2 separate regions of the Mus musculus genome follow, and region 1 is linked to region 2. The links are chromatin loops, found by intact Hi-C in ENCODE. Cell type or tissue: left cerebral cortex. All regions are shown on one strand.

The links. Hi-C counts contacts between places; a loop is a spot of excess contacts. Peaks named below come from ENCODE experiments on the same cell type or tissue, not always from the same donor. Only the 100,000 strongest peaks of a DNase experiment are listed, where the experiment ranks them.
Region 1: a loop joins it to region 2, with 2.7 times the contacts of the local background. A loop is called at or near these places in 11 of 42 quality-filtered maps.

What each region holds. Positions count from the first base shown.
Region 1 is chr1:162,528,692-162,536,691 of GRCm38, forward strand. It overlaps Eef1aknmt (EEF1A lysine and N-terminal methyltransferase), which reads right to left. Exons shown (of 8, transcript NM_144877.1): 7 at 7,151-7,282; 8 at 4,980-5,859. The coding sequence ends at 5,585. Among named protein-coding and RNA genes, the nearest start is that of Eef1aknmt, 16 kb to the right of the region's middle. In left cerebral cortex, CTCF peaks have their summits at 1,193 (motif pointing left) and 3,098 (motif pointing right); DNase peaks (open chromatin) are centred at 1,176 and 3,060.
Region 2 is chr1:162,369,874-162,377,873 of GRCm38, forward strand. All of the region lies in intron 2 of Dnm3 (dynamin 3), which reads right to left. Among named protein-coding and RNA genes, the nearest start is that of Gm39688, 6.4 kb to the right of the region's middle. In left cerebral cortex, no CTCF peak of the experiment used is centred here; DNase peaks (open chromatin) are centred at 3,383 and 4,954.

The DNA of each region.
Region 1 (8,000 bases), 160 kb after region 2:
CTATGATTTGTTATATGCTCTGGCAGGGGTGTTATTCTGCCAGCTGAAAATAGTTTACATTTGGAATTCTGGGAATTCTTAAGAAGAGATAATAAGCCAGAGACCCAAGAGGTGACAGCAGCTGCTTCTCCCCGTGCTGCTGGCCCCTGCTGCAGCTGGTTCCTGCTGCTGCTGCTGCTGCTGGTTCCTGCTGCTGCTGCTGGTTCCTGCTGCTGCTGGTTCCTGCTGCTGCTGGTTCCTGCTGCTGCTGGTTCCTGCTGCTGCTGCTGCTGCTGCTGCTGGTTTCTGTTGTTGCTGCTGCTGCTGGTTCCTGTTGCTGCTGCTGCTGTTGCTGCTGCTGGTTCCTGTTGTTGCTGCTGCTGCTGTTTGCTGGATTGATGGTTGAAGATATCCTGACAATGAAGACTGAACTTGCCCCAAGGAACTCGATGCCCCTAATCAGCAGGAAGTAATCTAAAGAGATCTTTGCTGGAGTGGTGACTCAGTGGTTAAAAGCACATCCTGCGCTTCCAAACGTCCTGAGTTTCAATTCCCAGCAACCATATGGTGGCTCACAACCATCTATACTGGGATCTGATGCCCTCTTCTGGCATGCAGGCATACATACAGATAGAGCATTCATAAACATAAATAAATCTTTAAAAAGAGATCTATGCCCCCTTTCCCCTCTAACCTTCTTTCTTGCCTACCTAGTGTTGGGAGATTGGAAGGGATTGGGGTAGAGAAGGGTGGTAGATATAAGAATCCAATAAAGTAGCCAAAAAGTATGGCTACACAACAACCTATTACACACTATCAAATTACCATAATTTACCTCATAAATATGTATAATATTTCTATTTATAACAAGGAAATGCTTTCCATCTTGGCAAGAATCGTGCAGGTGTGTCCGCTTGGACCCGCCTGCGTGGTTTTGCTTTACATTGCTCTCACTTTAGGTTTCTTCTTTTCTTACTGGCATTTCCCCCATCACTCTGCCTCCTAACATCAAAGGTGTGGAGCCAAGAGATACCTAGGTTTGCGCCATCAGAGGTTGACTGAAACAGATGTACTGTCTCCATGTACAGGGTAAGGGGGAAAGGGAGGCCAGAGGAGAGTGGGCAGAGCATTTGAAGACTGGGGAGGAATGTAGACATAGTAGGAGAGTGTCCTCAAACCTGCAAGAATGTGATTTCTAGTGCCATCTCCTGGGAAGCCCGGGAACCAGCTAAGCCTGGAGTTGGGGACAGGAGAAGGCAGGGACCAATGAGTCACTTTAAGGAGGCAGCTTTTCTTGAGACTGGCTTCTCTTCTGACTGTCCTAATAAGTCTCTAAGAGACTCCTGGGACAGGATCTAGCCATGTTCTATGCTACCTCATAACCATTTGATCCCAGGACCCAGCCATGTGAGTTATCAGTTGCTCCACTGTCTCCATGGGAGCTGATGTCTTCCCCTTACATATCCTTATTATGACTGCATGGGATAGCCTTTCCAAAAAAAAAAAAAAAAAAAAAAAAATCCCTAATGAACATGAAAAGGGGAAACTCAACTTACCAATCCTATTTCTTATTGATGATTTAACAAATCTATAAAAACCAATCAGCAAGACAAGCCACAAGCAAGAGAGAAAGTGAACTGTAAGTAGTTTACTAGAAGCCTGGAGCTATTAAGCAGACCCCATGGCTCTCACTGGTCTGTTATGGTGGGACAGGAAGCTGCTAGATCCACAGAGGAACTCACCCTCTGCCGCAAGCTTGTGTCCTCATCTGAATCAGAGGACATCTACTCCGGGCAAAGAACTGAGGAGTAGACATTCACCAATTACCAAAGTGATGGTTGAACTTGTCTCTCAGAGCTAACTGAACTGCTGCCTCAGTTAGGGTTTCTATTGCTGCAACAAAACACCAGGAACAAATGCAACCTGGGGAGGAAATGTTTGATTTAGCCTACACTTTCACATTGCTGTTCATCATCAAAAGAAGTCAGGACAGGAATCCAAACAAGAAAGGAACCTGGAAGCAAGAGCTGATGCAAAGACCATGGAGCGCTGCTGCTTACTGGCTTCCTCCCCAAGTCTTATTCAACCTGCTTCATTATAGAACTCAGAACCACCAGCCCAGGCATGGCCACACACAATGAGCTGGATCCTCCCCCATTGATCACTAATTGAGAAAATGCCTTACAGCTGGATTTCATGGAGGCATTTCCTCAACAAAGGCTCTTTTCTCTCTAATGACTCTTAGCTTGTGTCAAGTTGACACAGAAAACCAGCCAGTACAACTGACCCATTGTCAACTTGACACACAAACAACACTATTAAGCCACAACCCTTCCTTTCTCATTCAATCCCCAAGATCCCACATTAAAAACATAAATAACTTTTAAAATTCCCAGTTTTTATAAATTCAAGCACATTAACATTTCAGTCCCTTTAAAATAGCCAATTTCTTTTAAAATTCAGTCTTTTAAAATTCAAAGTCTCCCCCATAAAATAAATGGAATAAACCAAATACTTTCTTACTTCAAGAGTGAAAAATCAGGGCACGAACACAGTCAAATCAGAGCAAAACCAAACTCCAGCCATCCAAAGTCTGGGATCCACTCTGGGATCTTCTGGACTCTTCCAAAGGGCTTGGGTCACTTCTCCAGCTCCCACCTGTGCAGCACACACTGCTTGTCTTCTGGGGACCAGCTGGCTTCACTCCGCTGCTGCTGCTATTCTTGGTGGTCATCCTATGGTACTGGCATAGCCAAAACACTGGGGTCTTCTGCTGCAACTACCCTGCACTTTCACCAATAGCCTTTCATAGGCTCTCTTCATGGTGCCAAGCCTCAACTTCTTTGCATGACCCCTTCAGTCCTGGGCCTTCAAGTGCCACTGAAGCTTCACCCTCACCAATGGCCTCTCACAGTGCCACGTCTCAGCTGCTCTCCATGACTCCCTTCATGCCTTCAAAACCAGTACCACCTGGATAACGCTTATGCATTACCAAGCAAACAGGAGCTACGGCCTTGGCTAGGCCTCCATCTTCTGCACTACCCTTTTTATTCAGTCCACAGAGGCTTTTTTTCTTTTAAATATTTAATGTTTGCGTGTTCTATCTGCATGTACACCTGCATGCCAGAAGAGGGCACCAGATCCCAGTATAGATGGTTGTGAGCCACCATGTAGTTGCTGAGAATTGACTTGGGACATCTGGAAGAGCAGGCAGTGCTCTTAACCACTGGGCCATCTCTCCAGCCCCAGTTCTCAATATTCTTATCTTCCAAGTTCCTAAAAGAACATCCCATCTCAACACACAATGGCTTTGTTAGCCCAAAGTTCTAAAGTCCTTCCATAATCCTCCTCAAAACACCGTCAAGCCTGTCTCAGCCAATACCCCATTCTGCTGATAGCAACTTGTCTTAGTTATGGTTTCTATTGCTGTGACAAAGGACCACAAAAAAGCAAGTTGAGGAGAAAAGGGTTTATTCAGCTTAAACTTCCACATTGCTGTTCATCACCAAAGGAAGTCAGGACAGGAACTCAAACAGGGCAGGAATTTGGAGGCAGAAGCTAACATGGAGGGGTGTTTACTGGCTTGCTTGAAATGGCTTGCTCGGCTTGCTTTCTTATAGAACCCAGGACAACCAACCTAGGGATGGCACCACCTACAATGGGCCCTATTGACCACTAATTGAGAAAATGCTTTCCAGCTGAATTTCATTGAGGCATTCCCTCAACAAAGGCTCCTTTCTGATGACTCTTAGCTTATGTCAAGTTGACATACGACCAGGCAGTAAAAATGCTGACCACTGATAGCAACTCGTTCCTGGTTCCCAGAGTGTGTCCAATCAGAGTAGACTTCAACCTCAGTGGCCTTTAAACCAGCCCAGATTAGCTTCCTAGGACTGCTTGTGGCATGCTACTCTGAGCTTAGATGAACTCAGACATTACCATACAGTCCTATAGTTCAGTTGGCCTGTAGAAGCTAGGAAATGTTAGAAAACGAGGCAGGTGGTCACCAGAATGAGGCTCTCTGCTCTTCGGTCTCCAGCACTGCTGTATGCAACTCTGTTAACAACTCAGTTTTAGCCAGTGAGGTCCATCTTTCGATTTCTGAATTATAGGACTCATCATAAAAACCTAGGCACACTAGGGATACCTTTCTGTGGATCTACAGGGCTCCAAGAACCACAGGGGCCACTGCATGGTGTTTCCCTTAGCATGTGTTATGCCTAAATCACTTCAAAATCTGTTAGTGGTCTTAAGTTCACAACTTTCCTTCCCCAGTGCCTGTTATGCCCAAAGTTAGGCACAACTCTTACAAAGAAGGGCTCACAAGGACCCACCCCTCCCAAGAAGCTGTATGGTTAATGTTTGTGGGGTTGGTGGTAGAAATAAGGCTCCACAGGGCTGTGCCCACTCTAAGTTGCTGTTGCTTGAGTAAATAAACTCCACTCATGGTCATACAAGCAACACTAATTAAATGCAGTGGCCTACCAAAAAAGAAGAAAGTTTTGGTAGGAAAAACGGGTTTGTTGAGAGGAAAGATGAGAGAATAATGGGGTGGGGAAATATAATCTGAGAACATTATATGTGTATGTAAAGAATCGTGTTCTTTAAATTTTGCATAGTCATTTGCCTGACATTAATACAAAAACAAATCATTCTTGTTTTATTTGTTGAGACAAACGTTTCTCTGTGCCTTGGCTGGCCTCAGACTCATGGAGATCCACCTGCCTCTGCCTCCCAAGCACTGGGACTAAAGGCGTGTGGCACCCCATACCCAGCACCAAACCATTCTTTAGTGGGAAAGATGGGACACAGGAAGTGGCTCTGTGTACATAAAACCTCTGCAAAAGCTAGTGAGTGTCCGAGGACTCAGAGGAGGGACTGAGCACAAGGCCAGCAGCTGGGGAGCATGGGTCCCCAGTGATACAAATGTCCGTTGTGTGGGAAATGAAGCTGAAAACTGCCTCTTTCAGTTACTATAAAAATACTTGAGATAAACCAACTTTCAAGAAAGAAAGTTTATTTGGCTTAGTGTGGAGGTTCCAGGCTAGCAGTGACCAGACCCAGTCACTGTCCTTGTGCCTGTGGTAAGGCAGGGCATCATGAAGGGGAAGATATGAGGGGATGAGTTCTTCACTTGACAGCAGCCAAAAGGCAAAGAGGCGGGCCAGTGTCCCAAGGGCCCTTCAAGGGCACACCAGTGACCCAATTTCCTTCTACAAAGTTCCTCCCAAGTTCTACCATCATCCAAAGGAGCCATGGGGGCTGGGGAGCCAGCTTTCAACATATGACCTTTGAGAAGACATTAAATATCTGTGTAGCCTTGGCTGTCCTGAACTCACTTTGTAAGTTCAGACTGGCCTTGAACTTATAAAGATCCATTTGCCTCTGCCTCTCAAGTGCCGGGATTAAGGCCTGTGCTACCACCACCCGGCTTTCATCATCACCCCCATGCTGCCTCCCATCCCAAAAGGTGGGAAGCATGTAGCTGATTATGTGACCAACAAAAGCATGAGGTCTAAAAGTCCTGTGCGTCATGCTTTAGCTCCCAGCAGCCCAGGAGTTCAAGTCAGTTTGGACAGAAAGCTGAGTTGCCTGGCCCCAGGGCTCACACAATCTTCACAGTCTTCAGCATATCTGACAGAACATACGTGTCATCCCAACCCTGCCCAGGCTTCCGCAGGGTCCGCTCCAAAACCTGGGCCATTTCCAGGAGCTCTGGTGTAGCAAGTTTCTGTTCTGGATGCAGCTGACAAAACAGGATTTCATTCACCTCGCCTTCAATCCGCCGGACATAGAGGAGAGGGAAGGCTGCCTTGAGTCCAGCCAGCACTGAGTCCTTTAACCTCACGTCCCGACACACGAGGTTAAGGATGAAGACGCCTGCAGAGTAGGAAGGGAAGAGGAGGCTGAGCAGATCCAGAGACATGCATCAAGGAGAATGCAAAGTCCCGTGACAGGGCAGGGAGGCGGGTGAGTGAGAAAGCCAGTGGATCTGACAGAGATACAGCACACAGAAGCATGGGGATTGTGAATACATGAAGTGTAAGAAAACTTCAGCCTTGATGGTTTCCACAGTATTACCATATTTTAATATTCCCCATGCCTAAGAAATCTTTTCATAAAAAAGTAATTAATACCTTCCATAAAAGATAAATTTATCAGTTCCACGAGGATGTTATATTCTTGACACACACACCACCTGAGTATTTACTATCCAGTGAAAAAGCCAAGGTATCCTGACTTCTGGCAACCAAGGTTCTATTCAACCATAGTAGTATACCAGAGGCCTTTAAAATGCCAATACCTAGGGGGTGGAGGACACAAGTGACAAAGAACTGGAGCTCCAGCTCTGTCACCTTTCAAGTCACTTCTGAAAGTGGGCTCCTGTGAATACTGAGTAACACAAAGCCAAGTTCAGGGTGTCTGGAGTCACCAAGCTGCTTCAGTGTGAACTACAATCAACATGGGAACTGGCTATGGCACAATCCACAAAAGCTGAGCATCCTCAGGAGCCCTGCGCAGCTCCAGGCCTATGTAGTATCCAAGACAGCTGCAAGCACGGTTACCAAGCAGCACATTCTAGACTATTACTGGCAATACTACTTTTATCACCCCCCCAGTGGTGCTGGACCAATGAACTCTAGCATAGTCACATGATTCCAGTAGCAATAAAAACAGACAATATAAACACAAGGCTATGGTTGAATCTCACAAACCCCAGGCTGAGTGAAAGGAACAGATACTTTTAAAAATATACTACCTATGACTCTGTGTCTATCAAGGGCATAAACTAAGCTGTGATGAAAGTTTAAGACCAACCCTTTGAGAGGACGAGTTACTGAGGAGATACGGAGGTAGACTACCAGAATGCTGCAAACGTCTGTGTTTGGTGCTGGGGGATAGTCCGTTTGGGAAAACTAAGCAAACCATACATTTAAATGCAATTTTTATTAAAGGATAATTCACATTTTATTTTTTAATTATGTGTATGCATGTGTGTGGGGAAAGTGCACGGTGTTGGTGCAGACACCGACGTGCAGAAGAGAGCCTCAATTCCTTGCAGTCCTCTGAGATAGCAGCAAATGCCTTTAACTCTGTACTAGCTCTCCAGCCCAAGCAATGTTTTCAAAGGACTCTTCCTTCCCTCCCTTCCAACCCTACCGTTTCTTACCGTCGTGACACAGGATGCTTTTGACCTTCTGCAGGAAAACTTGGTCCACAAATGCTGGGGGAGGACAGCTCATCCCCAGCGTCGGATCCTTACTGTCTACATCAAACATTATCACATCATAGTGAGGCGGCGCTGGGGAAGAGAAGAAAGTGAGTGCTTGTCTTTGAGGGATAAGATGACGTCATTTATGCTTCTATACACACCTGCTCTGAAACCTAAGCAGCTAAGTCTGAAAGATGACGACGTGAGTACTCTGCCTGCTGAAGACATGAATGTCATGGTTTAGACCAGTCTTTCTCATCCAAGTTCAAGCTATCCTACAGTTCAGAGGACCCTTCCTCTGAATCTAGACGTGTGTTCCAAGGGCAGATATTAACAGGCTCATTCCAACATGGACGGTATATGCTACGCTTGTGGTTGTTAATGCTGCAAGGAGTGAGTATCCCCTGGGGAAGTTTCTACATACTTAGACAATGTGGGCTGCACATCCAGCCATGTCAAACCCCCAGGGGGGATGCGGGAAGATATGAGAGGAGCCGAGAAGCCTGTGGTGGTTTTTGCCAGCTCACTAGGTAAATCTCAAAGTATAATCAAAACTGAGAGCCAGTCACCTAGCCAAAGCAGCTGTCTAGGCCTTTAAGGGCTGGCCAAGCATACAGTAACTGTCAGCAGCATCATGGGATCCTATAGATGAAGTTGTAGAGGCCCAAGAGACCTACGGAATCTCTCACCTTACAGAAAGGCAATGAGCACTTCATCCTTGGTCTAAGAAAACACTGCACTGGCATTTCACGACCTCACACGCTGACATTTTGTCCCAAGTGGCAGTAAAGTTCCCTCCCATTTGTGA
Region 2 (8,000 bases):
TGATCTCAGGGAAGTTGCAGGAGTCATCTCTGGGCACAGGTCCAAGATTTAAAGGCAGGCATTCTGGTGCTCAAGGACAAGATGATCTTCCCGGCATCCCCTGCTCCTCACTTCCCATGCCCCTCCTTCCTTAGCTGTCATCTCTTCACAGCGCTGCTCTCTACTGTGGCTTCTTCTCCTCCACTCCTTCCCCTCAAACCAGAGCATTTGCAGATGTGAAGGAGGCCTATGTCCTCGTCTCTTTAGAGGGGGCACATGTCCTGGTCTCTATACTATGTCACATTTCTAGGGTCATGGATGACTAAGTCAAGACAATGGCACCTTCCACCACCAAAACAAAAAACAAAAACAAAAAACAAACAAACAAAAACCCTTGCATTGACTCAGATTTTACAAATAATTCGAGGGTATTCACAGACAATGCCATTCCAATGCCTTTCCTGCAAAAACATAATCACTGTCGCAGCCATAATCTGTGCCTAGCCGAACCTAGTGTAGCAAAATTCACCTCACATGCCACCATCATCAGAACCCTTCTGTCACTCCACTATGGCGAATGGTTTTCCTTAATATACCGTTTACGCAATTATATAGGTAGAAACAACCTCAAAAATCTTGTTATAGCTAGTATTCTCATTGTATATAGATAAGATAATGAAATCCTAGGAAACTATATAACATTTTCAAGAATATTAGACAACACACTTATGCATTCCGCAGATGGGTAGCCAATACTATATGTGTCCAGAGAATCAGACGGGCACATTTCAAATCAGCAATCCTTCTGCACTCAGGGTTAATTGAAAGAGCAGATGAGTGGGTGCTTCCAAATAAACCCAAACTGCTTGCTGGTTTTCAAAAATTCTGACATCTTAAATATTCCTTTGGAATGTTCTCTTGGTGCACTGAATCTTGTTGGGTGTAAAACAATACCCTGGAGCAAAACATTTACTGTAAGCTTCCTTTTAGGAGTGGATGTTTCTCTTCCCCTTCTGGACCAATTGGTTATAGACTAACTAGAGGCTCCCATGAGCACATTATGGCTCTCTCTAGTAAGAAGTTTAATATTCACATAATATTTTCAATCTTCTAAAACTTGCTCTGTCTTTTTCGACATTTTTTCATTTTCTTGGTGAGCAGGAAGCCTTCGATCATACACGACACAACTTAAGCTTTCAAAGTCCATGCTGTTTTCCATGCTGTGATTTAATGTTCTTTTTCATTGAGAGCAGAGATTTCTGGCCATATGGAAATTTGTAACTACTAAGAAGCTACAAGTACAGTACGGGAGCACAAACCATTCTGTGACACTTGGCTATGTTGGAGTAAGAAAACAAATCTGTGGTAATTAACAATGGTTTTAAATACAGTTTGACAAAAATCAAGCCACCCCTGTAACTGACTATTGAATCATGTGGCATGGTGTTTATGTGGGTCTTCAAAGTGAAGATAGACTGAAGCTGAAATGGTCTATGCAGGACTTATGGGAAGGGGAGAATCTGGTCTAGAGGCAAGAGGATATACAGAACAGAGAAAAGCCAAAATGAGAAGTTGGATGTAGTAACTCATTGCCTGTAATCCAGCACTTGGGGAGCTGAGCCAAAAGGATTCAGTACCAGCCTGAGCTGCACAGGAAGAAATCACCACAGTTTAAAGAGAGACAGCCAAGGAGAGAAAAGAGAGCATTCAATATTATAAATCAATTATTAATAAAAATCATCTGAGACAAAAAGTGAGTGAGTTGTGGGGAAACCAAGTGGACAAACAATAGCATCCTAGGAAAGCTGCACGTGGGATAGATGGATAAAGTGTAGCATGTGGGATAGACATGTAAAATGTAGCATTGGGATAGACGGATAAAGTGTAGCACATGGGATAGACGTGTAAAATGTAGCATGTGGGATAGACGTGTAAAATGTAGCATGTGGGATAAACACATAAAGTGTAGCACAACAGCATCCTAGAAAAGCTGCATGTGAGATAGACGGATAAAGTGTAGCACAAAGCCTTGTGCAGGAGCATAAGAGATGGGAGAGGATAAGCCCTCCTCGGGGATCATGGTGACAGGATAATGCACATAAACCATATCTCCTACTTGTACAAGAATGTGAAATATGGAGGCCACTGTTTCCAAATGATCACCATTAAAGAAAGCTGGAGTTTAAGGAGACTTCACTTGATTGCTAGAAGCTGTTATGAAAAAGTTCACTGTAGGAGGGGAAAAGCTGAGTTGTGACAGAAGGTGCCTGATTCTTCTTTGTAATGTCTTAAAAGAACAAATTGAGGAGCTAATTGGGGGTCATTAATAAACAATGATGAGGGAGATTTAGAGGAGATGGTAGTTACATACCCATCTATGCTGTGTTGCCCTTCATGACCCCAGTGTGAATACTCCTGATTTTAAATGCAGTCATCACATAAGACAGAAAGCACTGCATGGAAAAATTCAAGTCCATCCCAAGCATAATTTAGAGAGTTTTTATTATACGACTTGTGAAAAATTGTTCCACTAATCGCATTCAAAACAAATATGAGTAATTTCATATTTTATTTTATGTACATTTTCTCCTTTCTTTTTTTAAAGATAGGATATCACATTATAGCTCAACTAGCATGCAAGTCACTATGTGACTGAGGCTGATCTTAAACTCAAGGCAGTCCTTCTGCATCAGGCTCCTGGTACTGGGAACACAGGTGTGAGCTACCACAGCTAACTCTCTACATTTTTTTATCTGCATTGTTGTCAGCTAAGGTTATTCTTTTTGCTTCTCCAGTTTCTCCTGGGGTTATCTTTTTCTCCTCTGCAGCCTCTCCACTCCAGGAAGAACTGATTCCTTTTCAGAGAGGACCATTCCAGTTTGGCAGAGGAGCTCCTGAGTCAGGTACCCTGAGTTTGAGTGCTATAATCCTGCAGCACATCCCATGTCTTTGGTTCACTTGTAGATGTGTGCTGAGTAGGGACTCCGCATCCAAGCCCTTAAGATCAATATTCACTCTCCACATTTGTAAGCATGGATAAAATATTCAGCACTTTGGGGGGGGGGGGTACTTCAACCCTGTACAGTTTAGCTTGGGCTCACCTACCTACTCTGCTAGTATATCAGCAGAATGGCACATGCTGTATCCTTAAAGTGATATCTTTCAGTAGCTTTTTGAGTATGCACACCTCGTTTCAAAGGTGCTCTTAAAGTGAACATGAAAATTTGAACACTTGATATGCATGATTTTGTAAGGTTTTCTGGGTCAAGAGAGTAGCCAATCATTTCAAAGATCACCTCAGGCTACTTTAAAGAAGAGCCCTACCCACACAGTCTTAAGGCTCATTTGTTACATAAGCCATGGACTTGCTTGCCATACATTGTCTCATGTTAACATCCACAAAATCCCAGAGTATTCTTATCCTGGCTAAGCCGTAACTTCTGTGTGTCCCAGTTTCCTCCTGTATGAAGAGAGCAGAATAGTAACATCTTAAAACAGTGTTTTCCAAAAGCATTGTCTTTGCCTTTGTTTCATTTCCTGTTCCTACAATAAAGTACTATGACAAAAGCAACTTAAGGGTAACAGGTTTATTTTGTTCATAGCTCAAGGAATCATGATGGGGCAGTCAAGACGGCAGTAGCTGAAAGCAATCAGTCATGTTGCATTCACAGCCAGAAGCAGAGAGAAATGAATGCATGATTGCTCATTCTATACACACACACACACACACACACACACACACACACACACACACACACACACACACACACAATTTCTGGTCCCCAGCTGGGGGTAATGAAGCATTCACAGTGAGAAGTCTTCCCAGTTCACCTAAAGCAATCAAGATAATCCTCCACAAAGGCATGACAGAGAACCATCTCCCAGAAGACTCTAGACTCTGTCATAACTCTACTCTTTGTCAACTTGATACCTAAACACCACTCTGAAACCATAACCTTCCACCGATTGTCCCCACAGGATCATTACCATAGTAGAAGATGAATTAAGACCAACTTCCCAAGTCCTCATAGTCTTAACAGTTCCAACACTTGGAAAGTCCAGTTCCCAATGTGGATAGCCCCACCTGTCCAGCCCCACCCATACATCCATTTCTCCTGAGCCAGCTAAACTACATGCCCAAAGCTCTTCTTGGCGGATGTCCCACGGTCCTGCCATCTTCAATATTCCAGAATCGCACTGTGACTTAAGCTTCACCTTCAGTGCTTCACTCAGTGGTCTCTCACTCAGTGGTCTCTCTGAGTCTCTTTGTGAGAATGGTAACACACACAGCTCTGTAGTTTTTCATTTAGTTTCCATACCTTCTAAACTAGTATCATATAGACATCACTATCAAGATGGAGGCCCCTCTCTTAGGCAACAACTGCTGAGGAAATACTTTTGTGCTCAAGGGAACAGGGAACCCCCCTGTCTTCCTTTAAGAATGAAGTTGAGTCTTCTCAGCATGGAGCCTCCAGTGGGTGAGAGCTTACCTTTGAGGCACAATTCCTAGTGTCCCAGTGAACCACAAGAGATTTATGTTTGGTGGTACTGATTTCTTTAACAATTATAGTTGCTTTCTCAACACTAAATGACTATTATTCTCCTGTCTTGAAATTTCCTCTGCCAAACAATTTACTCCATTATCTTTAAATTTGACTTCAGCCGTGCTCTCAAGATGTGGAAAGATTAAAGCCATATTCTTATCACACAAATAGCCCCTATTACAGTTTCTGATTAGAATCCATGTTCCCATTTGAAACCCTGTGAGTCAAGCCTCCATTATATGTTCTTTCAGCATTAGCATCTTCCAAGGCAATTCCAGGAACAGCCCATTAATCTCTTCCTCTAACACACTAAAGCATTTCTAGCCCAAAATACCAAACTCTTGTATATTTCAGCCACAAACGTCTCCAAGGCTTAAGAATCACATGGTCAGCTCTATCCCAGCAAAGCCTCTCTACTCCGAGCTGATGTCTGTCCTCCTTTCTTTTCTAGTCTCTGTGACAAAAATCTTCTGACAAAAGCAACTCAGGGGAGGAGGAGTTTATCTTAACTCACAGCTCAAGGTAGAGTCAGTCATGAGGAGGAGATCAAGGCAGCATGAACTTGCAGCAGCTGGTCACATCATAGTCACAATCAGAAACAGAAAGGAATGGGTGCATGTTTGCTGCTGATTCCCTTCCATTTATACAGCCCAGGACCACAGCCAGAGAATGGTGTAACCCACCACAGGCAGGGCTTCCCACCTCAGATCAGTCATGATAGAGCCCTAGCACTGTGCCCAGGGACTCATCACCCGGTTGGCTCTACATTCTATTATCTAACAATGAACACTAACAAACCACTACAGCTCAGAATGCTTACTATATGTGGTCTCTCCTTTATTGTTATTTAATAGTTATCAGTTTGTTGTGGGATTGTTTAAAACACACACTCTAAGCGATGATTTCTGTGGTGCTTCAAAACAGTGCATATAAACGTAAAATTAGGAGTATAATGCAAAAAAATTACTATTTTAGATACATTCTTATTTTTATCTGTTTCTACACAAATCTGATTTTACAGAAGTCATATTGATTTCTATAATAACTAACTCTTGAACTTTATAGTAAAGTTTATATGATTAAGAATCTGTTAGATACCAAACTTTTATTCATGGACACACATTATTTAATAATAATAATTATTATCCTGGGTAAGCCATAAATTTTCTATTCTTCAGTCTCTTCTATATATTATGAGAATCATTATCATCATCATCATCTGCCTTGGGACTGTTGTGAGAATTAGGCAAGCCAGCATTAACGAAGAAGTTAGATGAGTACCAAGTAGACAAGTAAAAGCCATGGAGCTCGAAGGGTGGCAGTTAAGAGCTCTGGCTGCTCTTCCACAGAACCCAGATTTAATTCCTAGCACCCACATCGCTGCTCACAATCATCTCTAACTCCAGTTTCAGGGGATCTGACACCCTCACGCAGGCATATGTGCAGGTAAAACACCAATGCACATAAAATACAAATAAAGAAAAACACTGTTGTATAAAGCTAACGGTTAAGGATAAAAGCTGTCACCACTTTTCTTGAAATAAAGAAATAAAGATTCAGATGAAGGCAGGCTCTGGCATTTCTACAAGCATCACCTCTAGCTACCATGATTCTCACTTGGGCAACATGACACTGTAGTTTTTCTTGAGGTATCTGAAATTTCCTTTGATGTGGTGATCGTTCATTTGTCCTCATGGGGGAAAAAGCCATAACAATAAATGTAATCCTATTTTTTCCACAGCATAGCTCAGAATATAAGTTAACATAAGAACGGCCTTTCTTTCACTCCCACTATAAAAATCATTTGTAACCAACATTTTTAGTGACAGAAGGAAAAAAAATCTGTGTTTCTATGACCACAAAATCATGTCTCTTAGAAGCCTCAATACCAGAAAAAAAAATTATTTTGATCTGAGCTTAGCACACACATAACATTCAACATTCTTTTATTTCCATTGTGTGTCAGCGGAGCATCTCTGAGAAAGGCACCAAGGCCAAGGCAACTCTGTTAAGAGAAAGCATTTCAGTGAGACTTGCTTAGAGTTTCAGTTAGTCCATGATCGTCCTAATGGAAAGCAGGCAGGCATGGTGCCAGAGCAGGAGCTAAGAGCTTTGCATCCTGATCTGCAGGTAATGGGCAGAGAGGCACTGGTCCTAATGTGGACACTTTAAAACCCTCCCCCAGGGACACACCTCCTCCATAAGGCTACCCTTCCTAATACTTCCCCAACACTTCATCAGTTGAGAGCAACCCAGGCAAATGTATGAGTCTATGAAGGCCATTTTCATTCCAACCTCCACACGCTGTCTTGTTCAAGCTTCAAAACCCTTGCATGGAGAATGACAGGAAGAATAAATGAATTCTTTCTAATTATATACGGGAGAAAACATGGGACTGGGCCATTTCATTTCACCATGCCAAACTACATCTTCATGGAAGAGCATTTGAGTTACAGGGGACATCTTTCATATGTGACAGGCACAATATCTAGAATTAGCAGAGCAAATATCTAAGGACCAATTTTCCTACCTTTTAACCCTCTTAGCTTCTCTGAGATCATAACCATAAGAGACTCAGAGAAAGTAAAGATTTGTGAAGCCTGAGGGTCTCTCATCATACAGGGGAAGGGCAAGGAAATGCTCAGTGAGTAGCCTTCCGAAGAGCCTCCAATCCTGCACCTGAGGGACACTGAAGCCAGAAAAGGGACCAGGTCACAGCAAGAGCCTGCTAAGACTGCACACCTACAACACTGAGTCACATGGCCACACAGGAAAGACACTTAAATCCTGCTCAGGAAGTCCACCTGTGAGAGCAAGAAGATTCATGGGCAATATCTATGTAGATTGGTCGATCAATGAAGCATAGAAGTACACAGCGGCTCATGGTTCCTGACAAAGATTCTGAAGTCCTTAGCATGTTATGACTCCTGAATGAGAGGGATATGTGGTGTTATTCACAACAATCCCTTTTTATTATATGTAAGTTTGTGCTGGAGAGGAAACTTTTATTAATGGACTCCTATAAATTTCAAGATGGATCTGAAAATTGATCACCAAGGACCAGTGATTTATCAATAGTACCAATAGGACACAACTTCCACTATAACCCTGACCAAAGGGGTCAGAAGACTCCAAAACCAGAGAATTCATCCACATGAGGGGAGGGTGCTGCACGTCAGCTCCATGGGGACAGTGACTCCTGAACACTGGCCTGGGTGCCTCCTCTTCCCTCTGCTAACCCCATTCATGTGTATGTCTCCTAGTCCCCAGTAAACGCAGACAAAATCTTTCCCTGGATTTTACAAACTCTTAAGAAAAATAAAAATCATTAAGCCAAATCACGTCACCTGGGACCCAGCGCTGGAGATTGGCATCAGAACTGAGGTCACTCTTGTGAGATAAAAGCCTTAACCCTGGCGTCCATTGTAACTCCAGATCATGTCAGAACAGAAGTAAATTACAGACCACCCAACTGCT